Regions from separate parts of the Homo sapiens genome. Here region 2 is linked to region 1. Evidence: chromatin loops called from intact Hi-C (ENCODE). Cell type or tissue: K562. All regions are shown on one strand. Links, peaks and the distances in the headings refer to the core of each region. The heading gives the core; the rest is flanking DNA.

The links. Peaks named below come from ENCODE experiments on the same cell type or tissue, not always from the same donor. Only the 100,000 strongest peaks of a DNase experiment are listed, where the experiment ranks them.
Region 2: it touches region 1 in a loop (5-fold over the local background); 18 of 110 quality-filtered maps call a loop at or near these places.

What each region holds. Positions count from the first base shown.
Region 1 is chr4:76,938,465-76,954,514 of GRCh38, reverse strand. It overlaps SEPTIN11 (septin 11), which reads right to left and starts at 4,763. Exons shown (of 10, transcript NM_018243.4): 1 at 4,585-4,763. The coding sequence starts at 4,611. LOC105377294 (a long non-coding RNA gene) reads left to right here and starts at 4,950. Exons shown (of 3, transcript XR_001741739.2): 1 at 4,950-5,552. RefSeq lists silencers at 4,469-4,778, 4,809-4,988 and an enhancer at 5,899-5,978. In K562, for the core only: CTCF peaks have their summits at 4,199 and 6,972; DNase peaks (open chromatin) are centred at 3,964, 4,804, 5,564, 6,944 and 2 weaker places; H3K4me3 peaks cover 4,085 bases.
Region 2 is chr4:77,197,046-77,213,095 of GRCh38, reverse strand. No RefSeq gene overlaps it. Among named protein-coding and RNA genes, the nearest start is that of CCNG2, 48 kb to the right of the region's middle. In K562, for the core only: a CTCF peak has its summit at 9,302 (motif pointing right); a DNase peak (open chromatin) is centred at 9,295; H3K27me3 peaks cover 931 bases.

The DNA of each region.
Region 1 (16,050 bases), core at 2,592-10,591:
TTGTTATTTGAGAGTTTTCTGTCAATCCAGATTTTTAAAAAGGGGGCGGGGGAGGTTATCAATTATATTGTAAAGTAGATCTCCTTGGAAAAAAGTATAGAAGCTTTAGATGTGTTGGGTTTCATTTAAATAATGGTTCAGCTTTGCTAACCCCATTTGAGACAGGTCTAGCTAAGACTATGAAAGATGGATCCCAATAAAATGATAAAATCCAAGAGCAGCGTCTATCCCCAACCAAATTTAGAGTCCTATAAAGAGAAACACAGGCACAGAAAACTCTGTGGGCTGCGCCACAGTCTAAATCCGATGATCATGATCAGTGTGACATCATCATTGGGTAGAATATAAACACTTGGTCTGCTGGCAATCAATCAAGTAGGCCATCCAAATCAAGGAAACAGCAGAGTCCCACAATCATTTGTTCCTTTTGCAGACATAGGATGGCCCATGCCCAAACACTAAGCATCCACTTCCTTCATTTTAAGAGTATTATTCAAATGGTCACACAGGACTCATTCAGGCACACAGTTTGGTTTCTAGGTGGCAGTTTATACAAGATGGGTTATGTCTGCTCAAAAAAGTGGTGAAATAGACTAAACACCTAAGAACTATTATATCAGGATAGTGGGTTATGGGCAGTTTTGTTCTTTTAATCAATTCCTTGGGTCTCCTTTTCACTGTAATGTAGACACATCATTTTTAAAGATGATAATTTAAAAGATAAATTAATCTATAACTTTCGAAAGATTTTAAAAGGAGAGATTATTGTACCTCAGAAACTTCTTGCATTCCTTAATAACTGCTTATAGAGCCTCAGTATGTATAATTTATATCACTGACTAAAAAGTTCTAATTTTTGAAAACTGACCTGAGATGACAGTCCCTTTATTGTTTAGGTGGCCCTCCCCTGGACCTTTCTTGGCTCCATTCATGTTTCTCCAGGCACACCGACCACAGCCATCCATCTGGGGCCACATTTTCAAGTCACAAAAATGGCAATTTTATAACAAGGGAAAGTAACATTTTATTGGCAGTACTCCTCCACTTCCCACACTCCCTGCCCTCATCTTTAAGAATTGCCTATAATTATCCCCAGACAGATATGATCCTTCACCTGAATCATATTTGCTGAGTCAGCAATAGGCATATAATTCCTTTTCTCCCTAAATGATTTACACATTTACACTGAAGTCTGTCACTTTAATACACCAAATCTCTCAAACAATAAAGCTCCTGGTAAGAAGAAAACTTGTCCACTGCTATATCCCCAACACCTAGAACAAGTTCCTGACACATAGCAGGTGCTTAATAAATGGTGTTAAATGAGCAAATGGAAACTTGGTTTTCCATTTCCTTCAGCTCAACAGATAAAACAGCAATTAAGTGCATTTCTTGAAGGATATCATAGGGAAATCTCCACCACCAGTGAAGTTTAAACACATATTTTTTGTTAGGGATAAAGTAAGAAATATTTCTGCACTGGGGAGCAGGCTAACCCAAATGACCTCTAACGTTCCTTTCAACTCCTAGAGTTTTTAAACTGATGAACACCACAGCTTAGGAGAGGCCATCAGCTACATAAAGCCTGATTCCCAAGTAGAGTAAATTGCCATGTTCTGTTTAAAATAAAGATAATAGCTGCCCCGGGATTTGGACGCAAAAATGCTAATTCATCCAAAATGCAGACACATCCCTTGGGAGTAAAATGTTCTTGCTAATCATCAGTTATACTAGGCAAACAGCAGATGTGCTTCAGGGTCTTCTTAGGGCTAAGCCCAAAAACCATCAGTGGGGAAATGGAGAAGCTAGGGATCAAAATTAAAACTGAAATAAACAGTATCACACTAAATTGAAGCTTTGTTTTGCAGTCAACAACAAATCCACTTAAGAAACTTACCTGAATTTAGCCTTGAGGTTTGAATGGTTTGTAACAGAATATAACCATTTCATAAGATAGAAAATAGTGCATTTGACATGTAAGCATTTTTGCCCACTAAAATGTCATATTTACCTGGGATATCACACTCAGATGTTCCCATTCAAGAATATCAAAAATTTAGGGTAAGTTATTCAGATTGCATTTTTCTTCAGTCTGGCGGGGAGAGGTAGTTATCGCAAAAGGAGATATATGTCCTAAATAACTTTTTAAAAAATCTAATTAAATACCTAGGGAAATTCCATTCACACATAAATCAACTTCGGAGTGGTTCTTTTCCCTCAGCGCACCCTTCCTTTCTTTTGGTGAAATCACAGACTAGATAAGAAATGGGAGGGCCAGAGAACTCTTAACTTTAAAGGTGCAGTGTAGATTCCATGGAGCTGTGTCTCAAGAGTCTTCCCCATTCATTGACTTTGTTTTAAAGCCATAACTGCAGAGACCACACTTAAGACAATAGCCCAATGAACAAAGTGAAAGGATTCAACAATTATCTGTGAAATGTGATCACATATTTTCTGTAGACTTTCTAACTTTATAGTCAATTCCTAATCACTCGTACATTAGGTTTCCAAAAGAAAAGTCTTCTGTCTTTAGATTGTAATTTAATTTTAATTCCAGTGACAACAGAGTGCGCAGAAAGAAGTCACTTCCTCTGTGCACGTATACTTAAAAAAAATCTCCTCTATTATCTGAAGAGGGAGGTCTAACATAAGAATTCTGTGGGATTAAGCTCACATATGGTTGGCCGACTTGGTGTTGGATGTGATTACGGCCACACAACTAAACCTTAAATCCACATACTGTTCCTATTTAACTGACATATATGAACTAATTTATAGAAAATGTGCAGCTAATTATTTCTTCCACCTCCTCCATCCCTCAAGAATGCACCAGCAATAATACGTGTTACTGAAAAAGCCAAACACCCCCACTGAATATTTGCAATCCTAAACGTTTGCCAATTTATCTAAAGCAGATATTGTTATTTTAGTTCTCTGAATCTATGCCTGCTAATAAGTATAATGGGGGGCAGGGGGAGGAGTAATTTAACCAGATAAATTTCACCTCTATAGACCTCAATTTTCTCACCAAAAATAAAACGACTAGCCCAGAGACTATGCAAATTCCCTCAGTAACAATAACCTACATGTGACCACTAATTATCAAGAGCACAATTTATGTGCAAAAGAAGACCAGAATTCTTAAAAGAGCCATGTCATTAAATCGTAGAGTTGAAAAGGCCTAAAAGACAGTCATGATTCGATATGACCGCTGTGTTTTCTGACTGCAGAAAACGTCTTTGAAAGCACCGCGGGCAGCCGAACCACCAAATCGAATTAGAATCCGCAAAGGGACCCATGAACTTCTCCCGAGGGGGTAGGGTGCAAAAGGCGCGCGTATCTGGGGAGGAGTTAGGCGGGGAGAGGGGGAAGAGCCGGGAGCCTGAGAGCACAGCCTTGCATTTCTGGGATTTCCGAGCTTCCAGTATCTCAGTAAGTCTTTCGTCTGTAACTACAAAATCTCCCGAGCCACCACCTGCAGCTGCACAGCTGTGGGAAAGGGAAGAAGAAAAAGGGAAGAGGAGGTGATAGACAGGGAAAGACATCGCCCGAGGCGCCCCCAAAGCCAGTAAGGCGAGTGGACTGTGAACATCGACGATGAAAAGGGGAAAGGGAAAACAGGAGGACTCCGCCTTTCCCACCCAGCTCCGCTCCTTTCAAAAAAAAGGAAAGGCCGCCGCCGCCCCTTCCTCCGCCTTTCACTTGGGGATGCGGAGCGGCCACTGAACCGCACCCTCGGAGTCCCGCTCCCCTCCGGCCCGGCCCCGGGGCGCGGACCGAGTCTTGCAACCCAGTAGGCGCGGCGCCTTGGCCCACACACTCGGGGCAAAGGTATCTCCTCCCTCCTACTCTCCTCCCTCCCGCCGTGGGGCACTCGATTCTTCACGCACCCGCCCGCCCTTCCTCTTCCTCGCGTCCCAGCCTCCTCAGCCCGCCGCCCCCGGCCTTTCAGCCGCAGAACATTTCAGTCCTTCCACCCACACCACAAGGGAGCCTCCAGAAAACTTTGTGTGTGTTATCTGGGGCTTTGTCCACATCCTGGGCAGGGCCCGCTCAGCCGGGTGGATGCCCGAGGGTGTCCGGGATCTCACAATGCGCTGGGGAGGCCACCACGGAAATCCCACCCCTCTGACCTGCTTCTACAGCAGTGCCACACGCAGCACTTCAGCTCGCAATTCCCATGCCCTGAGCGCCCCCTCGGCGCGGGGGAGACTGGAGGAAAGCCCCGAACCCGGCGCCCTTCTGGCTGTCACGAGGGAAGAGGTGCGCGGGCAGAGGGAGGCGGCTGAGACACGCCGCGCCTCAAAGAATTATTTTAAAGGGAACAGGAGAGGGGTCCTTTTTCTTTCGCATTCCCAGAAGAGGGGCGCGACGAGGCGATCCACTGTTGCATCACGTAACTGAGCCCCTGGGCTCCTAACCCCGACCCCAGACGCGCGCCCAAATTCGTGCACACACCCACAGCCGTCGCCGCCGCCGCGGGGCCGAGCACCCGCCCGGCTCCCCTGTGGTCCTCACCGCACCCGCCCCAGAGCAGAGACCACCCGGCGCCCGAGGAGCAGCAGGCGAGGCCCCAGCACTCACAGACGGTCTCCCCACGGCCACGGCCATCGCAGCTGCGGCACCGGCTCCGGCTGCGCCCGGGTGCTTTACGCCGACTCCGGCTGCTGCTAGTGCTCGGGCTCCGGCTCGCCTCCCTCGCGCCTCCCTCGCGGCTGCGCTCTGCTCGCCGGCGTCCCGCTGGCAGCCAGCGGCATCTGCTCCCCCCACGCCGCCGCCCCTCCCGCTTTATTAGAGCAACATGGCCACCCGCCTGGAAGGGACCATTCGCTTCCCCAGGAAGGGGTGTGAGCCTGCGCGCCCGGCCGCGGTGGTGGGCGGGAGGATGGTGGGCGGGCTCCGAGCCCAGCTCCACTGGCCCCGGCCGCGGGGCTCGCCCCTCCGTCCCCAAACGACCGTCTCCGCTGCCATGAGATGCCGACAGCCTGTGCGCTGGCCGCCACCCCCTGCTCCATCAGGTGCTGGAATCTGAGTAAAAGCCTGGGCGCGAGCTCCCAGCCCCGGGGCCTGCCACCGGCTCCACGAAGCGGGCAGCTCCAGCGGCCGCCGGGAGAAGGAAGGGCGACCGGGGGAGACGGGTCGCAGGGACAGCACGTGGCGGAAAGTTAGCCCCGGACTAGCACGCCCCACCCGGAGAAGCCGGCCTGGAAGGGGCTGCGGACCACCAGGCGGAGCGGTGGGCGACCGAAGTGCGGCTGGGCTGGCCTCCTCGTCTCCGCACTGGAAGAATTGCCCTTCCGCAAGTCTTCCCTTCCCACATGGGGGCCCTCCAGGCCGCACCTCGGTCGCCCACCGCTTCCCTTGAGAAGGGAGACTAAAGACAGGCATCTGGAAGCTGTCACTGTGGCGCGCGGGCAGACAGGGGATCCCATTGGAGAGGAAGAGCCGTAGTAGTCGCTGCTGCCTTCGGCCGACCCAACGGCCGCCTGCTTGGGAGGAAGAAAAAGAACGCCCCCGCTGAAGAATTAAGGCAGCCATTGGTTGCTCTAGGGGTAAGGACCGAGGCCTCCCCTGGGTGTCACTGGAGCAGCCACACGTGGGGGATCAGCCGACTTCATTCGATCGCTGGCGACAGACCCGGCGACCCGTAGGAATGCGCGCTGGGGCTGCGGCTGGAGGGCGTGGCGACGGCAACAGGCGGGTGGCTCGAGTGGGTGCGACTCTGGGCGCGTGGGACTGAGAACTCCTCCGCCGTGGGGAAGATTTTTTTCCCAGCAGATGTTGGGGTGTTACTGCGTGTCTGAGGGGCCGGCGGAATGGAGGGGTCCCGGTGCGTGCAGGGCAGCGAGGTGTGTCAGATGAGCTGTGGATCCCTGCGGCCCCACGTGGGCCGGAGAGGGGGGCCCACGACAACAAGCGATTGAGGACAGCGATGGACAGGGCGGGGAACCAGCTGGGTGGAAGCACAGGGAGTGTGGTGAGGAGGGAAGGGCTGTGATCTGCCCTCGGTACGACGCCCCAAGGGACAGCCTGGCCTCCTGAATTAGGGAAAAGACAACCGGTCTCTTTAGACGGGCGCCTCAGAGTCTGACCTGAGTCTTCAAACGCCCAGATCCCCTGGGGCCTTGAGTCTCCCTGTCCCGCTGGCCCTGCCTCGCCTGCGCTTCAGGACTCCGACGCCCCCGCAGCCTTGGGCTAAGGGTCAGTCGTCCCCGGGCGCGGGTCCGGCTGCCCTGGAACTGATGCTGGATTTCGCTGGTAGGTGGGCTAGGGGCTTGGTCACCCCGTCTGAATTCCACTGTCAGGACAGCTGTGGAACCGCCAGAGAAAAGTCTGGCCATGAAAGAAAGGTGAGGGGCGCCGACGCAGAGCTTATTTATTCAGTCTGTGGGCGGACTCAGACGTGCAGAGCACCAACCTCTTCAATTTCTGCCCTCTAGACTCCAAATCTTTTGAAATTAGGGACCACCATTTTATGCCAAACATACAGTAGGCGCTCAATAAGTGTTGAATTAAGATTACACATAAATGGGCCGGGCGCGGTGGCTCACGCCTGTAATCCCAGCACCTTGGGAGGCTGAGGTGGGCCAACATGGTGAAACCTTGGCTCTAAAAAAATGCAAAAATTAGCCAGGCATGGTGGCGCTTGCCTGTAGTCCCAGCTACTATAGAGGCTGAGGTGGGAGAGTCGCTTGAACTCTGGAGGCGGAGGTTGCAGTGAGCCGAGATCGCGCCACTACACTCCAGTCTGGGTGACGCAGTGAGACCCTGTCTCAAAAAATATATAATAATAAGATTACACACAGATGGGTGCTGTGCAAAGGGAGGGGGAAGACAAATACTTTCTTCTGCAGCTCTGGTACATGGACATTTTGTCCTTTCTCCATAAGGAGGATCAGACAGCAGCAGCACTGCCCATGGACCAGAGGCCTCATGTAAGGCCTGGGAAAAGAGGGCTCCACACACCACCAACCGGATGTAAGGGCAGTTGCAAAGGAACTGTGTTATCTTGACCAGAACAGACTGTAGAATTTGTTTATCAAATTTTTTTTTTTTACTTATTTATTTTGTGAATGTATATGCTGTAAACTCATCTGCTTAGATTGTAAGAATGTGAATGCCCTACCTTGGTGGGTAGGTTAGTTTATTCTAATCAGCAAAACTTAACGTTACATATTCCAACATCTCATTTGGGATGTGAAGATGCTATGGGGAGGGTGGGTATCCTGGCATTGCTAGAATGTTGGAGCCTTAGCGAGAGAGTGGCAGAGTGGGGAGAACCTGGCACTTCAGCTACAGATGATCACTTATGAGCTTTGTTATATCAAATAAGTTAAACTTTCATCTCATTTTTTTTTTTTCTATTGTAAAATAGGGTAGTAACAGTGAGTCCTGGGGGAGGACGTGTTCTGTTAGCCAGATCCACTCTCCAACCTGCTGTCTGTCCTTTGGAGCCTTAACTCAAGAGACTTTCTTTCCCTCTAGCTTCCAGTTGAGTGAAGGCACTAGGAAGCAACAGCGATGGAACAAAGAGGAAGGAGTATGGTTATTTATTCCCCCCTGGCTCCCTTACTATGGCACCATTGCAGGCTGGTTGCCTCCCTCAACCAAAGGAAGCAGCCAGTATCCCTCCCTAGGGTGACCCAGAGTAAACCCCTATGGTTTCCCTTCATTTTGCACATACCTTTGCAGATAGTCTTTTTATAAAACTCTACTCACATTATCCAGTAGGAATGAACATCTCATTCCTTCACAGAATTGTTTTGAGAGTTAACTGAGAAAATACTGTATTATTATTATTAGAATGACCTATAATTTCTGTCCAAACTGAGAAACTTTTGAGGCTGGGAAAAGGGGGTTTGTGCTGATAGTAATGATGTCAGGACAATAGGAAAAACAAGGACTTATGGCCACCCCAGCTATTATTGCCAGTAAACTCTGCTTTAGACATATTAAGCAATCAAGAAGTGGTCGTACTATCACGCTTCTGTCACTAGACTATGAATGTCTCAAGGTAAGAGTGCTTTTTTGTCTATTAGCTTCTGTCACATGGTCTGGTATATTCAATAAATTTTGAGTTGGAGATGAGGGTAAAGACTAGGAAATGAATAATTTTTATTGCCATACTAAGGTAATGAAGAGTCAAGGAGGTCTTTAAGCAAAGAAAATTTGCATTTTAGAAAACAGCTATAGTGAATATTTGGCATTGTTAGTAATTTAGGGTCTATTCCCTTTTTAATTGAACCCCAATTTATTTGGAGAGCTTTTCCAATGAATGTTTCAACTTGGTAAAAAGTAAATGCCTCTTAAAAAAGAGGTTCTGGGCCAGGCGTACTGGTTCATGCCTTGTAATCCCAGCACTTTGGGAGGCCAAGGCGGGCAGATCACCTGAGGTCAAGAGTTCGAGACCAGCCTGGCCAACATGGCGAAACCCCACCTCTACTAAAAATACAAAAATTAGTGGGATGTGCTGGTGCATGCCTGTAATCCCAACTACTCGGGAGGCTGAGGCAGGAGAATAGCTTGAACTCACAAGGTGGAGGTTGCAGTGAGCCGAGATCGCACCAGTACACTTCAGCCTGGCTGACACAGCCAGACTCCATCTCAAAACAAAACCAAAAAAAGAGGTTCCTCGCTGGCTGTGGTAGCATGGTGTAGTCCCAGCTACTCAAGAGGCTGAGGCAGGAAGATCACTTAAAGCCAGGAGTTTAAGGCTGTAGTGCGTTATGATTGAGCCTGTGAACAGCCACCGTACTCCAACCTGGGCAACATAGCAAGATCTCACGTCCAAAAAAATTAATTTAATTTATTTTCAATAAGAGGCTCCTGAAGAGACGTTCCATCACACCCTTCCTTTCATCACCACAGTACATACATTCTTAAGAAAGTATGTGATCTAAGCTTGGCCAATTAGATGCTGTTACATTTGAATTTTGAATCAAGAGACACAAAGACAATACAAATTGTTACAGTTTATGCAGGCCATAAATTATTTTTTACTTTTTGGCAAATTGTTACAGTTTATGGGGTCTACAATTTATTTTTTTATTTTCTGGCTTAAGTTATCTAGGATTTGTTTCTGTGGTTTACAGTCAAAGAACCCAAAGACCAGATCACTCTTGACTACCATAAAAATGATTAATTATAAAGGGATACAAGAAAAACAGGAGGCTGGGCACAGTGTCTCATGGCTGTAATCCCAGCACTTTGGGAGGCCAAGGTGGGTGGATCACTTGAGGTCAGAAGTTCGAGACCAGCCTGGCCAACATGGTGAAACCCCATCTCTACTAAAAATACAAAAGTTAGCCGGGCGTGATGGTGGGCGCCTGTAATCCCAGCTACTTGGGAGGCTGAAGCTTGAGAATCACTTGAACCGGGGAGGCAGAGGTTACAGTGAGCCGAGATCGCACCGCTGCACTCCAGCCTGGGCAATAGAGCAAGACTGAGTCACAGAACAACAACAACAACAACAAACAAAAGCACACACACAAAACAGGTGATAAGTTAGCTATTGCCACTTTAATTTTGGATGGTTTAACTGACTGTCCTGAACTGACTGATCCTGAACTCCTTCTGCAACACAATATGTAAAAATGTTCATTAAAACATTGTAAAATGCATCTACATTTGAGAGGAAAAAGTAAAACTCTCTATTCACAGATAACACAAATATACAGAAAATCCTAAGGAATCCACTAAAAAATCATTAGAAGTAATAAATGAACTCAGCAAGTTTACAAGATACAGGATCCACTGAGATTCTGATAAACATGGAAGGCAAAAACATTGAAACCGTCATTTATAAACTCACATAGGCTCCAGTGATTATCTCTTCTTTTCTTTGTTAAAAAAATGCATTTAAAAATCATTCTAGAAAATTGTTAGGCAATGTTAAATTTACCAATAACTCTGACTCTTCTTTGCCCCTACCACTTTTTATTATCTTTGAAAATCAAGACAATATTTGCCCTTCTTCAATCTTTTATCATTTCTTATTTTTCTCTGGCTTCTGGAAAGTGAGTAATTACCTTTACGATCACTTATGAAATCTCTTGCATGGATAATTCATTTAGGCCTAGAAACTCATTTAAAGCAATCGATTGCTTGCTTACCATGCTGGATTTTAGTAGCCTTTAAATCATGTTTATTCTACCTTTTTTCATTAAAACATTAGTCTCTTTGGGAGAGGAGACAAATAAATTAAAACTTGAGTTTTACCTTTTCTTTGTCATCTGATAGCATTATGTCATCAGCACGAAGCAGTAGCTTCCATCCTTTCTTGTTCACCCTCTTGTGGCAAGTATTACTTGAAAAACAAAAAAATAAATTTAAAAAAAGTCTTTGTATTCTTTTTAAAGGCAAAAATTATCTAAGCCTGCAGGGACATTTCCATTCTTATAGGCTATGGTACTCTTTAAAGCACGCTGTTTAAAAAATCTGATTGCAATAAGTATGTCCTGTGAAGTGACATGCTCCTTAGAGTAAGATGACTTGGCTTGCTGGCCACTCTGTTTGGCAGCCAGCCCTGGAGCTGGGTCAGTTTCCCCTGGCTCTGGCATCACTCCTTCTCAGATAATTCCTTTCTCCCTGTGGCCAGTCATTGTGGTGACAGTTATTATTCTTTTTCATGAGCCTAGAAAATTTATGTGGTGGATGTCCCTCTGAATACTAGATACTGCCACTGAATTAGAAGAGAATCATATGCACTTGTATATTCTGACAGCCATGTCACTTACACCTTCTCACCTTTTGTCTCGTCCTATTTGCTATCTACCATTCTACCACTGTCCATTTCTACCAGCTGAATAACTCTCTGATGCAGGGGTTACTCTGCACCCTCATCTCCCTTACTGTAGACTTGTTCCTTTTGAATGAGATAAAATTTCCTTGACTTATAATATTTCAGTCATAATTTCCTTGCTACCTCATGTACCGATACCTATTGGATTATGTTCATTTTGTTAATTTTCCCAAGTTCAATTTGCTTTACCACTAATTCTCTCTTTCCAGGCTGAGATTTCAAAAGTCATCAGCATTATATTTCACCTTACTTCTGTCTGTTTTATTGAGTCCCATCTGAATCAGCAGAAGTGGCTGTAGGTTGGCTGGTATCATGAATTTTGGCAGATTATGCTTCATGAGTCATCATTCCACACTTTAGGAAGATAACGAACTAGCCGTTGCAAGACTGCCTTCCTACTCATCAGCAGAGAAAACATGGACTTGGAAGCCAGGACACTTGCGTTCGTGTTCCTACACTGTCAAACATCATGAGCTATGCAAAATTTTTAAGTTGATGTATTTGGATATAGGCGAAGCTGCTGTAATGGGAATATCCCAAGAGTCATTGGTTAAAGAAAAATAGATGGTTTTTTGTTTGTTTGTTTTTGAGACAGTCTTGCTCTGTCACCCAGGCTGGAGTGCAGTGGTGCGATCTCAGCTCATTGTAAACTCCACCTCCTGGGTTCAAGTGATTCTCCTGCCCCGGTCTCCCAAATAGCTGGGACTACAGGTGCAAGCCACCATGCACGGCTAATTTTTGTGTATTTCTAGTAGAGATGAGATTTCACCATGTTGGCCAGACTGGTCTCAAACTCCTGACCTCAGGTGATCTACCTGCCTCGGCCTCCCAAAATGCTGGGATTACAGATGTGGGCCACCGCACCCAGCCTAGATGTTTATTTCCGATTGTTACCTTATCTACTCTGATCAAAACAGTCTCACCAGCACCATATCCACATTCTAGCCCATGGAAAGGGTAAAGAAAAGAAAGTGGAAGATATTAGTTTCCATTTAAGGAAGTGACATGGAAATAATATAAGTCACCTGTGTTCACATTCCACTGGCAAAAATTCAGTCACAGGAATGTACTTAGCTGCAGAGGAGGCTAGGATATGCCCTCCAAAAACTCAGGGGGGATGTCCTACTTGTAAAAGGAAGAAATGAAAAATGGACACTGAGAGGAAATCAGCAGTCTCAGAGGTAATATACTTACACAGTTTTTTAAAAAACATAAAATGATGCAGAATGAAGTTTCCACTCTATTCACCATCTATCCAGTCCTCATGCCTCCCAACAAGAGGTAAATACTTTATTATTGTGTCATGTATCTTTCCAGAGTTTTTCTAAGCAATTTGCAACAGATATAAATATGTATCCTTATTTCCTACCTTACCCCATATTGTACATGAAAGAAAAAATATACTATGTATAACATTCTGTATCTTTTTTTCACTTAATATATTTTGCAGTTCCTTTTATATAGATACATAGTTACCTTCTTCATTCATTTATACAGCTGCCTACTGTTTCTAAGGCTATATCACTGATAAAGTCTCATGGATACACTCAAGGTTTTTTCAGTCTTTTATCATGATAAACCATGCCGCAATAATAACCTTGTACTAGTCATTTTTAACATGTGAAAGTATATCTGCAAGATACATTTCCAGAAATGGGATTAGCCAATCATATGATATTAAGCCAACCTTTTGATCTCTTTGAGCTGCATTTGTTAACTAATAAATTAAGCTCATATTTACCTCATAGGATCATTATTATAATGAAATAACCATATAAACAATTATTGTACAACAATATCAAAAACAAAATAGAGATAAGTTTATCAAAATATGTGTAAGATCTGTACTCTAAAAACCTATAAAACTGTGTTGAGAGAAATTAAAGGAAGCCTAAAGTAATGGAGAAATATACCATGATCATGGATTGAAAGACTCAATATTGTTAATATGTAATTCTCCCTAAATTGATCTACAGATTCAATATAATCCCAATTGAAATCCAAGCAAGCTTTTTTTAAAAATAGAAATTAACAATCTGATTGTAAAATGTATGTGAAAACACAAAAGACCTATGCTAGCTAGCCAAAACAATTTTGAAAAAGAACAAAGTTGGATAACTTACACTGTGCAATTTCAATACTTAACTAAAAAGCTACAATAATCAAGACATGGAATCGGCCAACATACAATCATATAGTCCAGTGGGAGAGCATATGGAAAGTCTACATATAGACACATATGGTCAATTGATTGTTGGCACAAGTGCCAAGATAATTCTATGGGAAAGGACAATCTTTTCAACTAATCATACTGGGACTATTGGATATCCATATAGAAGAAAAGAACCTCAAACCTTATTTCACCTATACACAAGATTGAATCCAATGGATCATAAACCTAAGTGTAAACAGTAAAGCTTTGTTTAGAAGAAAACAAAGAAAAACTCTTCATGACTGTGGGTTAGGCAACAGTTTTGTAGAGGAGACACAGAAAGCACTAACCAACTGGATATTATCAAACTTCAAATTTTTGCTCCTCAAAATACACCACTAAGAAACTAAAAAGGTAAGCCACAGACTGGGGAAAAATACCTACACTATTTGCAAAAAATAATAATGACAAAATATGTGAACATACACATAATAAAAGAAGATACATGTTTGGCCAAATGCATGTGAAATGGTGGTCAACATCATTAGTCATCAGAGAAATGCAAATTAAAGTACAATTGTATGCCTCCTAGTAGAATGGTGAAAATTAGAAAGACTGATGATTCCAGTTGTTCGGGAAGATGTGGAGTACTGGAACTCTGATGCCTTGTTGCTGTCTTTGTTTAGTGTTGGTATAACAGAATACCTGAGGCTGGATATTTTACTTTAAAAAAGAGGTTTATTGGGCTTATGATTGTGGTGACTAGAAGAGTCAAGATTGGGCAGCTGCATCTGATGAAGGCCTCATGTTGCTTCAACTCATGACAGAAAGCAGAAAGAGAGAGTGTGTGTAAAGATCACATTGTGAGAGAGGATGCAAGAGAGAGAAGCCAAGGAAGCCAAACTCATTTTTAACAACTTGCTATCATGGGAACTAATTCATTCTCTCAGAGCAAGAACTACTCACCTCTGTAGGAGGGCATTCATCTATTCTTGAGGGATCCATCTCCCTCACCCAAACACCTTCCACTAGCCTACCTCCCAACACCACCACACTGGGGATAAAATTTCAATATGCATTCCAGTAGGGACAGACCACATCCAAACCATTGCAGTTGGTGAAAATGCAAAATGTACAAGCACTTTGGAAAACAGATTGGCAGTTTCTTATGTAGTTAAACATATATTTACCATATGACTCTACATTTACACTAAAAAATAGTTACACGACAGAAATAATGAGTCCACAAAAAAGCATTCATAGCAGCTTTATGCATAGCAGCCAAAAAATGAAACAGCCCAAGAGTTCAACAACAGGTTAACTGACAAACAAATTGTGGTACCTATATTTACATAATAGAACCCTGCTTTGGTATAAAATAAACCATGGATACATGCAAAATGTAGATAAATCTCAAATACATTATTCTGAGTGAAAGACGTCAGACCCCAAAATTACAAATGGTATGATTCAACATATATGAAATTCTAAAAACACAAAACTGTAGTTACAGAAAGCAAAACAATGGTGGCTTGGGGTATCAGATGAGGAGGATGGACTTGAAAAGAGCACAGGATGGACTTTTGGAGTGATAAAAATCTGTATCATGGTTATAGTGATGATTAGATGAGTGAATGAATTTGTCAAAATTCATTTGTCTGTACACTTAAAATGGGTATGGTTGTATACAGGTTAAACATCAATAAAAAAATCTTAAATTGCTGTACTAATATTGTTTTTGTGATATCAAAACCTGTAAGAGTGGACCTCTTTCTCTACAAGTTATCACATGCCATCAAACTTTTGCTTAGATTTGTTGAATGCTTTTCTGTCTCAGGCACCATGCAAAGTATTTTGTATGCATCTCTCATTTAATCATCACAGCAATCCTCTGGCATTTCTCCATTTCTTGATGAGGATACTAAAGCACAGAGACAATAAGAATATTATCCACTTTGGGAGGTCAAGGCAGGAGGATGGCTTGAGGCCAGGTGTTTGAGACCAGCCTGGGCAACATAGCAAGGACCCATCTCTACAAAAAACAAAACAAAACAAAATCATCCACGTTATCCAATGTCTAATTACACTGTGAAATTAATAAGTGGTAGAGCTAGGATTCAAGCCCAAGTTTGTTACCCTACACCACCCACATCTCTCAACAAGCTATGTTGCCTCCTCAGCACTCATATCTTTCTTAATATAGCTCTTGGAGTTTCACTCACAAAGGCTAAGAGAATCACCTCCATTGTGAAAACACTACAAATCATAAGGTCTAGCATTTGAAGGAGAATCATTAGTTGTGAAGAGACAGCCAACCAAGGAGACCCAACTTGGTTCTTTTTTTCTTTTTTTTTCTTTTTTTTTTTTGTGAGACGGAGTCTCACTCTGTTGCCCACTCAGCTCACTGCCAGCTCCACCTCCCGGGTTCATGCCATTCTCGTGCCTCAGCCTCCCGAGTAGCTGAGACTATAGGCGCCTGCCACCACGCCCGGCTAATTTTTTGTATTTTTAGTAGAGACAGGGTTTCACTGTGTTAGCCAGGATGGTCTCAATCTCCTGACCTCATGATCCGCCCGCCTCGGCCTCCCAAAGTGCTGAGTTTACAGGTGTGAGCCACTGCGCCCGGCCCCAACTTGGTTCTTACTGAATATATGTTTAGCACAATCTAGTACATAGGAGGCACTATTATTGTTGTTATTATATTATTTTACATACCCCTTGGGATTCTCTTCTGTCTGCTGCCACTACTATATTGGCACTCAGGATCTGCTGATCCCCTTTAATACCCTGGCCCCAGTCCACACAAAGACTCTTCCTTGTTTTCCCCTTAGCAAAACTGAAATTGCTGGAACTTAAAAAAGCTTAATGCTAGTGGAGTACAAAAGGCAAACAAGAAAATACATAATTAGGATAAAAGCCACCTGGCTTACAAAATATATGTTTCTGAACTTAGCATTTATTCATTAAACATTTACCAATAGTGTATACTATGAAAAAAAAAACAATGTGTAAGACAACATGTATGCTGCACTACCACTTCTGTAAAAAGGGAAGAGAATGCATCTAAATGAACATGCATCTTCAGAAGGATGCACTA
Region 2 (16,050 bases), core at 4,783-12,782, 260 kb before region 1:
CTCAGGGGATTTGAAGGAGAGTGGTCTTGGTGCTCAGTGAATTGGCAAACTGCAGCAGCCATGACCTAGTAAAAGGTGAAGTAGCCAGAGGCTCAGATCTCAGGGATGAAGGTTTACTTTATTCCACTGGGCAAGATATTTGAAGAGGGACATTCTATAAAATCCCTCCTGAAAAAATTGCAACAAGTATAGAAGAAACATGGAAGAGCCTTAAAGCTTTAAGAGCTGAACACTAAACATTAAGTTTAATATACTATAGACCTCATAGCCATTGTTCATGAGTTATGTTACTACATATAGACTAATAGCTTTGTGGCACCTAATGACTTGGCCACAGGTACAATTTGAAGCACAGGTGACCTCAGACTTGGCTGAACACCCTTGTGAACTTCCTAGAACACAAGAGCATTAAGAGGCTTGTGAGGAGCTACTACAGGCCATTTCTCACTTAACTTCCTGATCTAAGGAGGCTGTCATGAACCCATTTCATTGCTTTTAGGGTATTCATGAAGTAATGGAGATCAGAGTCTACTAAGATGCAAACCGCTTGACCTAGCTCTTAGGGCATGGCATGTCAGTTTCTTATCTGTCCCAGACAGTAGTCAAGCTTGCACCAAGAATGGAGGGAAAAAATATTAAGAAGGAGCCAGCATCAGTCTAGGTCCTACACAAACAATGTGTAGGAAGAAAAGAGGGATAACCTTGACTCCTAAAGTGCAGGCCCAGATGGATCCAGTGGAGGTATCTCTTGGTAATAGAAATACTCAAGGGAGAACTTTGATTAGAGTGAAGGGTTTCTTATTCCTCAGCCACCAAACGTGGCTTACTGCTAAGGGAACAATGTTAAGTCAGCCTCTTCTGGCTTTTAAAGGCAACAAGCATTTGGGTGTGCTACTTCAGTTTGTCAGCTAACCCCAAAGCTTTGAGACCTGAGAAAAGAGCCTCGCAGCAGGTACAGCTTGGTTTGCTTGCACATTTGATGATTCAACTCTAAATTGGAGCCTATAAAATCTTAGGAGTCACCTTCCCTAGTAAGGGCAGGCTCAAATAAGTTCTGGAGACTTAACAGACATCATGGTGATTGTAGTTAGTAGTGTATCATATACTTGAAGTTTGGGAATACATCAAGTGTCCTACAAAAAAGTATGCAAGGTGATGGACATGTTTAATGTGGTAAACACCTCAGCATATATTGAAACACTTTGTACTTTGAGATGGAGTTTCTCTTGTTGTCCAGGCTGAAGTGATCTCAGCTAATGCAACCTCTGCCTCCCAGGTAGCTGGGATTATAGGCATGCACCAATACACACAGTTTTGTTTGTTGTTTTTTTTTTTTTTAAAGTAGAGATGGTTTCCTCATGTTGGTCAGGCTGGTCTCGAACCGCTGACCTCAAATGATCCACCCACCTTGGCCTCCCAAAGTGACTTTGAACATCTTAAATGCCATTTTTATTTGCTTATTATACTTCAATAAAGCTGGAGGCCTGAGGGGGAGGCTCACATGTCAGGCACTTCACAGTAAGATTTGGGGATTCTTTTTCCTTCTAACATGGCTGGCAGAAGTTATACAAATAAGCCATTTTTTCCACAAGGACCTTGTCGGGAGAAGCAAAGACTGGCTTCTGGTTTTATTATATCCAAGTATGTTCAGATCTAGTTAAAGAATGAGGAGTAGCCGGGACAAAGTGTCCTGAAGCAGAGATGAGCACAAAATGCATAGGGCAAAGAAAGCAAGCAAGCAACACATCTTCAGATTTTTCTAGGGCTATGCTTAGCAGGAGTGTCCTGGCTTAGGCACAGAAATACTGGTAAAATGAAAGGAGACTGTGAGCAAAAACTTGCTATTCATCTATTGCTTCATGGAGCTAACTGGACATGGCCAAGTCCATCTTGATTTTCAGTGCTCTTTGGGTACTCCACTTGAAGGGTGTCAAGGGCCATTTAGTTTCACACTGCTAGTGTGGCATTTCAGGTGCTGGGAAGGCTCAGTTATTCCCTAGTGTCTGTAGAGGACCTTATAGACCGGTTTTAACTTTTGACACCTTTGATATTAGGCATGACTGATGGGTTCCCTCTTAATAACTAGGATGGACTGCATTTCCCCTTGCCTCACTGGATCCTACCTGACATGCAGTCTTGAAACCCACTGTCAGGAAGCGGCATCACCCATGATGAACAGCATCCAGCCAAATTGGGAAACACCACTTGCTTTGAGGGTACAAGGAGCTTGCCTTTTACAGATTGAGGGACTTGAGGGCACTCCCTTTTTTACTCTGGCCAAAGCCATTTGGAAGGTGAAATCTCCTCACTCTTGCTGTCATCTTAATCTACTCTGGTCTGGCATTCCCTTTGATGGGACAACCTGATGCCTCAAGATCATGGAGGTGGCCATTCCTTCAGTTCATGTACTACGCCCCAGTATGCTTACTTAGGCCAGGTAGTAGAACCCAATTACAACATGGTAGAAAGCGATTATTAGTAATGCCTATCTTTTTCCTGCAGTATAGCTATCCCCAGAGTCATCACTAGCCTACAAGAGTAAGTGAGAGCTAAGTTCACAGTAGGCATTGCAGGTTTTGTGACTTAGAGGTTAAGGTTTAAGAACCCAGCTGGCTCTAAAAACAGGTCTACTCTACAAAAAACCAGCACACGAGGTGCCCCATACAATCTGGGAGATACTCTGTCAGCAAGCACAGGGGTAGATACTAAGCAATCATACCAGACCTCAGTTAGCAGACTCTTCCAACCTAGGAAACAACTAGTTGGGCTCTAAAACAGCCTAACATTGCCTTGGGAAAGGGGGAAGGGTAATTTAGCAAAAGGTTCCCCAAGACTATGAAAGAAGCCTTTCCTCTCCAGGAAGAGCCTGTTCTCAGGGGCTCCACTGGGATGTTTACACTCTAAAGCACATTTCCACAGCGCTAGCTGAAAGCATCGACAGGGTCAGGACATGGTCGGCTGGGTGTCTGTTTGCTTAGCGCCAAGTTCCTGGTTGGGTGCTCAGTGTTTGGCAGGGGTATCTAGGCAGGACACAGCCCAGAGAGGTAGTAGTGTACAGATACCCCGTATTGGCTTCAGTGTTATGACCAGGTTTGCAGTAGTGGTCTGTTTTAATCAGGATACTTTACAATTAATAGTCAGCTAAGATGTGGAGAAAGGAGTAAAACCAGAAATTCACCAACAAAACTCAAGGGAAAGGAGTCAGAAGGAAGGGATTGGAGGGAGAGAAAGATCCCAGGGCTAGAGATCAGAGGCCTACATACATGTTTAAGGACATTTGGGAGGATAAAGATTAAATCCAAGTAGGACATGGTGCAGATAGTTAGCACCAGCCATCTGAGGCAGTGTTTCAGACAGGGACAATCTTGCCCCACCCACCACCCCGCAGCACATTTGGTAATGTCCGTAGCCATTTTCGGCTGTCAGCAGGGAAACGGATGCTACTGGTAGCTAGCAGGTAGAGACCATGGATGCTGCTAAACATTCCACAATACACAGAACAGACCATCCCCCACCAAGAATTTTCCAGCCCAAAATGTCAATATCCAGCCTCAAATTTCAGACTGAGGAAATGGTAAGTTTTTGGCTGGGTCATTCAAATGGATATTAAGGTAGTCAAGGATAGCAGGATCTCAGGGCAGAGGATCCTTTTAAGGTGCCTTGATCTTCATCTCATCTCCAGGCCATTTTACTATGTTGACCAACAGTAGAAATAGTTCTTAGTAGCAAAAGCCTCAGTAAGAAAGCTCATAGTGTTTAAAACTAGGTTGAGTAAACTTCAGAACAATTTTTGGAGAGTCTAAGACTACTAAGCTCCTCTCCCAGCTCTAACAAATAACAGCCTTGTGAAGAGTTTCACAAGCGATATGCTTAGGTTTTAGTGACTCAAGTAATCTTGACAGTTGAAGAGGGTAGCTGGAGAAGCTGACTGGAGTTCTAGAGGCACAGCAGAAGGGAAATAGAAGTCAGTATAGGTGTACAGGACAGAACACTGGAGGCATATTAGGGTACCAGCCAAGCCTGTCAGTTGCAAATCCTGTTATGGTCAGTTACCTCCAAGTTCTAGGGGAACTCTAGGATTATGTTGTACTACGTAACTATGACATGGTACTCGAGTCTGAGGTGGCTATGAAGCTACAGGTGAGATCGGTATAGTTTTAGAAGTTCTACAGCTTATGTGCACCTGCTCAGATGTTCAACCTCACCTCTCCGTAGGCACTCCAACCACTTGCTCAGACACATTGGAGCTATTTTCTTTCTAAGTGCCTGCATGGTTTCAACTGGAGACCTCCCAAACCTGTGTGCAGTCCCTAGTTCTTCCTTCCATTGTAGGAGGAAGCACCACACCCTGACAGCTTCTGAAGGGTTCCATGTTACCAGTAGTTGAACATGGGTCACTCACCCCAAAGGACACACCAGGGCAAGCACCAACCCAAAGCAGGGGCTCCATGGCCCTCAGTGCATTAAGCATGAATTATTTAAATTCCCTTAGTTTGGAAGGGATGATGCAGATGCCTGGAAGCATCTAGTGCCAAAATTAACGTCCTGGAGAAACGCAGTTTGAGTTTTCTTCATGAGGAGCAGGGCACCATACAAGGGGTACATCCTGAGAATGTTGTCCATACCTTGAGAAGTGCCATGGTTCTAAAACCATCTAGTGAGCTTACTGATCCTTAAGTTCAGGAGAAAAGCATACCTGTAGTAGTTGCAGGTTGCAGCATAAAGGTGCCCTACTGCTTGGGCTAGGTGATCTAACATGGTGCTGGAAGTAATTGTGATGCATGAAGATGCCACATGACACCTCTGGAAAATCCAAACATAAAACCCTAGGTTTCTACTGCAAGGCACGATCTATGACAGAACTATTCTGCATTTGAGAAATAGGCCATGACTTAAAACTATTAGACCCCAGGGGAGACTGAGTCCTGAACATTTCGCACCAAGTAATATCCCAAACTGGAGCTCCCCATCATAAGCTAGGTTTATACCAGATCTAAATCCTAAGGTTAGGTAGGACAGTAACAACTCACTTTTCCCCTCCCAGATTTGTTCTTCTATTGTATCCTCTATTAGTGGCACTACCACACAGCAGTGCCCATACCAGAAGCCTGGAAGCTGATCATGTCTATTACTACCCACTCTTATGACACCTATTCCAATCCCCAAAGTCAGTTTTCCTACTTGAGATGTTGCTATGTTGAACATACCAGTCTGACCATGTTACTGTCTTGTATAACACTACGCAGTGTCTTCCCTGACCCATTAGGTAAGTGCTGACACTCTTGTAAGAATCTGCTCCCCTCCCTCAGCTTGGTACTGGCAAAACCAAGCTGCAAGTTTTCTTAAGCTTTGTTCCATGTATACGGACGATGCTTTTTCTAGACTTCCCCTTTCACAGAGCAGCAGTAAGGTTTACTTTATGCTTTCATTCCCTGACCCTACCTCCCATTACCAACTTTGGGAACACCTTTAGGGTTAACCAGATTGTTATTGCCACACTGAAGTTACTCAGATACAGTTCTACCTTCCGGTGCTCCCAGAAGCAGGGGTTCTCATGTCAAGACCTTGAGATATAGCTGGAGGACCTGGTTAGCTGAGCAGACAAGGGTTCTTAGCAAGTCTCCCTCTGCAGACATCCATGTTAATATACACTGAACTAAAGAATTCGTGAACCATCGGGCATAGCAACTGAGTTGACATTGCCATCTAGACACCCAGAGCATTATGGCCACAAGTTAAAGTACACACACACAGGAGTTACAACTATCTTCCATTTGAGAAATAGATTGCAGCTTTAAATTATACCCTAGTACAGACTGAGGAAATGGAGTTCTTGCAGATGTTTGGCTGACAGTTGGTCCACTAGGTCCGAAGACCCACCCAGAAATATTTCCCCTGAGTACACAATTGAAATTGATGTGCTTGTCATTTGAATAAATCCCTACGTTGGGTCCCTAGCCATGTGAAGTAACAGCATCACAGCAGGGCCAGTTAGAAACTTCTGAAACTGTCCCTACCCCAGCCAAGATATTAAGTCACAAGTATTGCACCCCTGTAGGGGATGGTCAACATTAGTGCCATGCTTAAGTATCAAGCAAATATGGTTGGTGGTCCTTATCTGTTCAATTCTGCATTCTAGCCCATGACGAAATTAGATACTAGAGGATAATTAAAGCACTACAAGTTCAACCAAGTGTCTGGCCTGGTTCCCAACGGGTCGGGTTCCACAAGCAGTATACCTGGTCAGCTACTTTGTATCACAAAGGGCCCAAGATGAGAATGCACATATACATAGGTGGTTCAATGGCATCACTTTCCAGTCAGCAGCCTGGAACAAAGGACTGAACGGTCAGAGACAAGATTTGGGTAGAGGAATGTGGATGGACATAGTAAGGCTATGTATGAAGTGTGGAGCTGTGTGTCTCACATTAACACCCACCAGGAAGGGTCCATCTTGGAAAAGGTACTGAACTTACTTGACCTGGCTGAGACTATTGCAGACCCATATTGCAGGGCAGGGGCTCTACCTGTTCTTCCCTTCCCTGGTTCCTTGCACAGGTGTTACACCTGTAAGACCTGAAGATTCTCCCTTGCTGCTCCTATTCCAACTCCCTTCCACCCCCCACCCCAAGTATTACCCCCACTGAGTCTCTTGCACTTAACTACAAAGGATCCAAACTGACACCATAGAAGTTGTTCTTCCTACCCCTGCTAGTATTGATTGCCTTTAAATGCATTCCCCAGGCCTACATTCAGCACTCCCCTAACCACAGGCCGAGATGCAGAATCTAATCCAAGGCAGACTCATCCATATACCTTGGAAACCCCCCCCAAAATTATGCTCAGGGTCAGAATTGACAAAGTTGGCCAAAATTCCCTAGATCCTACTGGTAAAGGGTTGCCTTCTATTTAAGATTGGAGCTGAGCAAGAATCCAGCCACAGCCCCATAGTCAAATTCACAAAGCTTCCTGAAATTTACCTGTGTTTAAGAGCTCCTCTAACCCTGTGCTGGGAAGTTCCTCTCACCCCTCAAAATGTTTGCTACTTCTTCCGGGAAAGCAGTGAGAGACTTCCAACTATCTGTTATCTTGCCACTCTAATTTCTCCTCCCCAGACTTCACCACAGAGGTATTGCTAGAAGCAGTTCATTTCTTCCCTTAGTGTAACCCACCCAATCTGACATTCCCACCAAACGAAATGAAGACCTTAGAGAAAGTCTTTCCTTCAAGCAATCCCTAGTTTGGACTCAGTACATCTAGACAAATGACTTCAGTATTGTATGGGAAAGCTGTGAACACCATCTGCAATTCTCACTGTGAAACCTGAAGATGCTTAATGTCCCAGGACCTTCTCATTAGACCAAAATTATAGACACTCATCTGTCTCAGGAAGTCAGGACCATTGTGTGCCAAACTAGCATGTGTGGGAGGAGAGGCTTACCTAGAGATTCTATCAAACAGCTTCTGAGACCCCACTGCCCAAGACACTCACTTCCATACGGAGCAGGACCTGGCCGAGTTCCACGTTTGTCTTGCCCTGATAGTGGTACTCCTCTCCGTGGCGGGGTAGGGGAGGAGGGGGCGGCTGGGGGCGGGGGGAGTCTGATCCTGTTGCTCCTAATGCCACACTTTCAGGGAACCTAGAAAGCCTTTGAAGACCCTCAGACTGGCCTGTACCTTTTACATGCCAGTGTGGAGCCCTGGATATGAGGCCATCAGCAATATGCAGGTAGTGTGCCACAGCAAGACTGCCATAGAAATTCAGGGCTTAAGTGTCTGAGGTACCATTCACCTCACTTTCCCCATGGGGTTCTGAAAGTAATTGGGAACTACACCTGAAATCAAGATCAGACAAGCTTTGTTTCACTGAATCAGAGGACCAAAGCTGGAAGTGGGCCCCCGAACTAGGCTGAGCAAGTCTTCTACCATTGAGTAACGTAAGCCCACTCAGTGAGCAATCCTTCCATATACATTCATGAAGTAAAACAAGTACCATAAAACTCATGAGGGCAGTTCTCTCTAGAAGGGTTAACTACATATGTGCCATGAGTTGTTCCTAGTCTCATTAACCCATCCAGGTTCTTTTCCCTTGGGTAATATTGAAGAGATAGAGAAAAGCAGAGACTAGATAACTTAAGTGTTTCAAAAATAGAAGTTACATAACTTCACATGGTATAAATCAGTAGTTGATATTGCACATCTACAAGACATACCTTTTGAATTAGAACATTGGATTTTGCTTTCCATCAAAAGATTTATGTATAGGAAAAATTCACATCTGGAATCCATTTGCTTTTCAGGAAGATAACTGTAGCCTTCTAAGATAAGCCATTGTAACTAGATGGTGATGAAGGATTAGAGATGAGTTTAAAATAAAGCATTACTTCATTTTAAAAGTTAAATATACCCCAATTCTGCTACAATAGCTTTAAATTCTTCTGTTCTGGTCAACATACTTCTGAGGGATGTGAGATTGGCCTCTGCTGTGAAAGCTATTAAAACAAAGCCTTTTGGTTGTTTTCCTCTGAGTAGCATTGCTATCACTCCAACCTAGATTCAGTAGGTTAAACAAGCTTATTTGTCACATGAAGAACTCAGTACATTAAGCACTATATGCACAATAGTCATTCTGTACAAGAACATTAACATGTACCTCAGTTACCTCTAGATAACTATCATTGTACATTTGTAGTCGTCACCTGTCACCTGTATGTTCTTCCAACGAACCATGTATTTCTTCCCCTTTGTTTGCTAGGGTGTGGGTTTAACAAAATTTGGCATTTTCTATTTATTGTGTTTTACAAAGTATTGGTCCATGGCAGATCAGAACCAAATGGGTCCTTTAGGTAGTCTCAAAAGCTAGTCGGGGTCATTTTAACTTTAACTGTAGTTGAGACCTATTAACTCACTAGAAGATCAGCCATTTCTAGGCACTAGGCTAAGGTCCTAAGCCTTCCATCCAAGCACAAGAAGGTGTTTAGGGAAACAGGTTTCTCAAAACCAGCTCAAGATTTGCAGCTATGTTTATTCTCATATACCTTGAGCAAATGAGAACAAAGCAATTAGCCTTGTGTGGAAGGAATGGAGGGATTGTGTTGATAATGCCAACCCTAGAAGCCATCTTAGGAGAAGAGGCAAGAGGCCCAAACAATGAAGCAAGGGTGAAGCAAAAGCTGCCAGAGAGGACCTAACGGGGCCTGCCCTCATGTTTGGAGCCTTGGACTGTTTCAGGAATTAGACACACGGGGTCTTGCCACTTTGAAGCATGGGGCACAACCAGTTTTAAACTGCCATCAACAGGGGGCGCTTAGTAACCATAAAAGCTTGACTGAGTTGCAAAGCCATGACTTTGCTAACTCTTGAAAAGTGAGCTGGACGTAAGGATGCTCCCCGTTTGGAGTGAATGCTTTACCACAGCAGCATAGACACCGTTGAAACATTTACTCAGAGTCGAGTAGAGTAAGCTACTTGGTCTCAATTTCATACTGTCTTCAAGAGCACAGGTGAGCCATGGCTATCTGCTATGCTGGTTAGACATGCAGTCATGTAAGCTTTTCTTAGGACCAGTTCAGCATAGTTGTGGAACTTTGTCACATTGGAAGGCCTCATGACCCCAGTTTGAGGGGTTTCTCCCATCGAGACCCATTATCCCAAGGGCTCTCTCCCAGAGTCCCTGCTGCTGCTAGGGACACAGTCACAGGACTTAGCCTCTAGCAATCAGAGACACCAGGACTATTTCAGAAAGGAACAAGGAGTCAGTAGGTGGAACCATTTTAGAGTAGGGCAGCTACTTAATTTGGTGGGTTTAATGTGGAGGAATTGGTGAGCATATGAGACCAGAGCAAATCAATCAACTCCTGCTACACTGAGTTCTGGACATTATCTCATGTTTTACTCACTCGTTTATAACCTGAAAGCAAGGAAAAACTTGTTACAAGAATAAAACAAAAGCTACATGTTTAGAAGGGCCCAAGTTTACCAAGATTGCCCAACAACCCTGTTTTTCTAGCTTCTCTCCCCTCTGCGAAATTTGGGAGTTGGAAAGATACATCAGAAGTCAGTGATAAGTTTAGAGACATGGTTCTACCATAGTCTAACTCAGCCAAGCCTTATCTTTCTAGTATTAGGACTAAGACATTTGGGATTCACGAAGGGTTGAGATTTACCAGAAAAAAAGCCATGGGGTTAAATAAATGAAAGATACTATAACAAGGAAATAAAGTCAATAAAGGCAACAGCTGGAATGAGAAAGTCTGTGGGTTGGAGATTTGTGTCAAGAGAAGTAGTCTTAACAGGCCTGAAGTGGAATGACTTGAACAAGAGACTTGAACAAGCTGGAGAGGAAGACGGGGTGAGTGAGACAAAACTGGGTTGTTTAGGACAAAGTACAAGGTGTTAACCACCTATTCATGAGGAATTCCAGTAGGAAGCAGTTGACAGGAAGGTGAGTCAGGGGATGGGGAAGGTGTTTTCACAACCATACTAACACCTCTTCTTGCAGAACTAGTTATCTGGCTGTGGACCCAAACCTGGGGTTCAGGTCCCAATACACTTTGTATAAGGAAGACCTTGTGCAGGTTTAGCTTCAGATTATCATATAGGTGATAACCACCAAGGACAGAGTAGTTGAGATGTCATATTCCTGGCAGATCCGGCCCATAAATGCTTTCTCAGGTATGTCAGGTTAAATAGAAACTGATTATGGTAACACCTCCAAATAAGATTTCTATCAGTTCTGGTTTGTCAGGTGACATACTAATTGCCTCACTAATCAGACAAGTATTGTTACGCTAGTCTAGATTTTTACTGTTAACAGGAAGGTATATGAATACATTGCTTGTATAAAACAAGCAGTCCTTAACTGGTTTTATTAAGGCACTCCCGAGAGATGTTAGGTGCAGTTAAGCCACAGGCCAAGAGAAAAGGGAGAAAAAAAGAACAGCAAGATATGCTGTAAATTATGACAGATTTACTCCACCCTTTTTATGTCTATTTGGTCATTTAGTCATAGACAATCAAGTACATGACTAAGCTCAGGACATTTAACCCATTACACCCTGCCACACCAAAAGCTTTTCATAGAAGCCCCATGTTACCCACCACGTTGACATTTGAGTCAGTGTACTCAAGAGCCAGGTAAGCACAGGGAAACAATCATTTCCTGTAGCATGAGTGGTCTTAAGACATCTAGCTTCCTGTTGAGCAAGGTAAGAATGACATCCACCCGACTATTTGATTTTAGAGGTTTAGCTTATTGATCCGAGTTATACCTGACCCTTAACCATAAAGCATTAAAGTGAGACGTTTGTTCTCAAGGCAAGCTATAGCAAGTCACTGTAAGAGGAGTAGTATATGGAAAGACTTCAAAACAACCTAAAGTGAACAATTTCCTAGGTTTGAGAGATTGTGAGGGTGACACTGAGCCTCAGTTTTTCTCTATAAAATAAAACCCTGAGGTAGTTACTCCTATAAGTGAACCAATATGAGAGCATTCAGAACAATGGCATGAAGTCAAGTCTGGGTGACTCTTGTACATACTATTCCTTGTCCACATTCATAGGTATTTTGCAAGTTGAGTCATGACTGGTCTGTTCATAGTCACCATGGTCCTATACATTCATGAATCAGTATGTATATGGTCTTAAATGCCTGCGACATTAAGAGGAAATCAGCTCACTACCCAACAACCTTAAAGCAAAGCAGTAAGAATTAAGGATAGGGAAATAGAACCTTAAAAGATGACAAGAGGTGGGTGGGAAGTGGTATAAGATTAGGCAAAAGTAACTAGTATGAACATGAAAATAGAACCAGAATGCTGAGAGAACCCAAAGAGATGGCTATATATGGAACCAGAGTGTTCTTAAAAATCCACCCCAAATTGACCAGAAGCATGGTAACTGGAAGTGACGTGAAACCACCTAGTAGAAATTTGAGCAGAAACTGCACAGCAGTGGGGAATTCACTATGAAGTATACCAATAAGTGTGGCTTCCTCAACCTGTAGAGGCTGTGTTGGTTCAAAACAATGTTGCATAGGTTTGGGGATACCCATGGCATTGTTTATAGTTCTACTTCCAAGTTCATCTGGGAATGTGTCTCATCTATTGATCTGACAAGTCTTTCTCAACCCTGTGAGAGGTATAGAAATCTTTGAAAGACATGCTAAAGATACCCAGCTCCTACAAATGGTGGGGGTGGGTGGAGAATAGAATAGCAAGCAACAGCTAGCATTTGTGAGAACTCTGATTTCTTATGAGCTAACAGATCTATTAGTTCAAATTGTACATGTCCCCATATAACTAGGGACATGCCTACTACCAGTAAAGTTGACAAAATGCAGTCAATCCACTTAGTACCTGATCATAAGCAAAAAACTTTAAAATGCAATTCCACGTGTTGAAATTTAAGACATCAAGAAAGCCCCTCTGAATCATGGTTGTGACTGAGTATCTACTGGAAGAAGCTTCTATCACCAGGGAGGGTCTTTACCTATGCACTCAAATCCTATGGAGTCTTGGACAAAGCAAAATAGTCACTGAAATATTACACGGCAGGTGACAAACTGACAGCTGGGAGTTCAGCATGTTTCTCTCAGCCTAAGTCAAATGGACACCAGCGAGTTTTCCCGTGCATTGGGTCCTTTGCTGTTGCTAGGCTTTATTTCCGTCAAGACTGATTCATTATTCAAGGGCAGTTACAGGTGTATGTGTACAATAATTATCTTCCATTAGGTCACATGTCTGGCCAGTCTCAAGCTCATCTTTGGTCAAACTGTTCATGTCGCATTAGCTCAAGACCAGGATGGACATATGCAGACTCATCCTAGACAAGTGCTTTTTATGCTGGAGTAATAGCCAAAGTTTAGCTTGGGTGAAACATTGGATGCCTTTGCTGCTGAGTCGAGGGAATCACTGGTTTTTATTCTGAGACAAACTTTCCAAATACTCCTTGGTAAGTGAAATATGGGCAAGTTCTGCCTAAGAGAACAGTAACTAAGATCAAGTTGAGAAGACAGTTGTAGGAAGGACTGCTCCAATTACCATAAAGTGTTAGTTGCCTCCCCAACAGGCTAACTTGCTGGTAGAGGCTCACACAAGGTGAGGGAAACAACTCTTCCATCACACTCAAATCCAAGTGACAAGATAGCCAAGTCTGTTATACAAGCTAATTGGTTAAAGCAGAACACTTGCCAGAGGAGCTCAAGTATTTGGCTCACTTAAATGTCATACACAACAAAGCCAGACAGTGTTTGAGATTCTTCATTACCCTCAGTATCAGTCACAAATAATCTAGCATCATACAGAGAAAGCAGTGAGGGGAAGAGCACAGGAGCTTCCAGGTAATGGCCCTAGTTAACTCCGGGCCTCAAGTGGGTTCATAAACAAGTTGGTCCATGTTCTGGTTAGTATTTTTGTCAACTGCCCCCAAATCCAAGGGAACTGCTTCAGCACAGCCAATGCTACTGATTTGACAGCTTCCTACTTTCTAGATATGCCAAGGGGTTCTATTCTGAGAGAGCCAAGTTAAAAGTTCTTAAACATGGTGGCTGCTGCCTTTCTTCCCTAATTGCAGACACTGGCCTTGCAGCAGCCCAGCCCAGCTTCAGCCTGGGGCTGTCTTTCCTGCTCTTCAGCCTCCCCACAGCTCTGACACAGGTCAGAGGAATGGACACCCATCTACCTTCCTGTGATAACTCCACAAGACCAAAAACTTCCTTCTTGGCAAAAATCACATGCCTCCCGGATAAGCCATCCCAGCTGTCCTAAACCCCAATCCAACCCAAGTCAGTTTCCGTAGAAATAAGTGTTAAGCAGTTGTGTTGAAGACAAGAAGACTGCCCCCTCCTCTCTAGATGAGGTTTGATTAGGTTCAGGTGTTTACCACTGGTCCTTATAGGTAACACATCAACATCAAGTCCAAGTAAATTGAATAAGGTATATACTCCTGTTGGCTTAGAAAGCTAATATAGCACATCACTGAAAAGCACACTCCAGCCTGATTTAGGTATAATAGGAAGGGGAGTTGTGGGCGCTTGAGCTTTTGGGATAGGAATTGGGCACTACAGCATAGATGTTAAATGCTCTCAAGTACTTGATCTCTAGACACCTGTAACCTCTCAGTGTGTTGTCCAGGATCTAAAGAATACCAGTAACCCAAACTGAAAACTGGAAGATATTGAATGAGAGCTACTTGTATTCTTCCCATTTCCCGTGCTCAGGACAAATAAGTTACTAAAATGAGCTTTGGAATGGGTGCTTTAGATATAGATGGCATAGAAGATGCCAGGACAAAGCTTACCCACAATAATCAAAGTGATTGCTAGGGGTATGGAAAATGGTCATATTGCTGACAGAATGGTGTTTTACACAAAGGCAGTCATTCTGACAAAGTCCAAGTAATACAAGTGGTTCTAGCCTACTAGTTCCTGGAAGTTTCCAAGGATTTGCACTCAGACAGCAATACAGACACTACATTCTACCGTCATTTTAGATCAGCATTTCCCTAAAGCGGTAACAAATGAATTAAACAAAAACAAAAACTTAAAGTTATGTTTTATCCAGAGCTGTGCTCTCCAATATAACCACTATTCATTGAGCACTTGATAGGACCCATCTCAATTGATACACTAAGTTTAAAATGCATACCAGGCTCAGTACCAAGAATAAGCTGGGTTACATGTCAAAATAAGCATCTCTTGGGTTAAAGATATTCGTTTTTCTTTAATGGGACTGACTATATATGGCTTATACTTTTGGCTCGTGTGTCTCAGCACTGTTCTAGAGGCTCCTATAAATTCCCTCTAAAGAGGATGCACAGAGAACTTGATCTGGAAGCGTTCCAAACACATTTGCAGATAGGAGTTGAGAGCTCTTTAAAAAGAGGTGATTTCAGAACTAGACAAAATCACAAGACTGTTCTGTTTATATCACATCCCCTTCTATCTGGGAGTTCCTAACCCCAGTCCCAAAGACACATGGCACATTAGGTCCCTTTGACTGTCCTGTTGATCATGACGAATTTTTGCATCTCTACAAGTTCTCCAGACTGTTTCAGCAGTAAAATAGACCAGAAGTCATCCTGGGCTTTCCTAGGCTTCTTCCCCATCTCAACTTAGCCATGCTTCTACCAGGCCACCACATTAAGGAAGTAAGACCACATTGTCATCTACAGGGCTTACCTACTGAAGACAAGTTCCATCCCCCTCACTTTATGCTTCCTAGAGCGCCCAAACTTCTGTCACATAGTTGGGAAAGGTTATTCCAGATTAGACACCAGAATTTAGATACACAAAGGCACTGTAATGTAGCGTTTAGGCCAGAGCTGAAGTCTACTCCATTGAGAATTACTTCACAGGAAAAAACCCAGACTTGAAAGTCAGTTCCAATTCCCAGCCAGCACTCCCTCACCCATTTTCTATTGCCATTAAGTAACAAGCTACAGCTGGGTCTTCATGTTCCTTCAAGCTACGTTGTAAGTTCCTGGAGGGCAGGGACTCCCCTCTGGAGTGTGCTCAGTGTGCAAGGGTGTTAACTAATCTCTCCAGGCCAGTCAGACCAGTCCTGCACAAATGCTTCAACAGGCTCGTTTGCTACCAGCAGTTACTTGCTCCAGTCACCTGCCTCATGACCATTGCTAGGTAAAGCATTTCAGTTTGGGTGGCAGCCGGAGAAACCATTTAGCCCGAATAACCTCCAGCCACCGCTCTGCTCTCACTCAGGGGCTTTTTTAAAGAATCTATTCCCTGAGGAAAAAGATCCCAACCATTTGAAAGTCAGATGTCAGAGGGCCCGTTTGTAGGCACACTACAATTGCTTTATGGATCAGAGGATTCAGAAACAGTGAGGGCCCAGCTCCCTAGTGAGAGCACTTTCTCCAGCACCACCCCCAACTGAAGATCAGACCTACAGTACTGAAACTGATGTCATAGGAGCCGTGAGACCCAGAGTGTGAGCAGTAAGCTGAAATCTGCCACAGAAACAGGATTAAACCAAGATATGGCATCTCCCTATGGGTAGCCTGAGAATTGAGAAGTTAATCCTGTGACCACAGC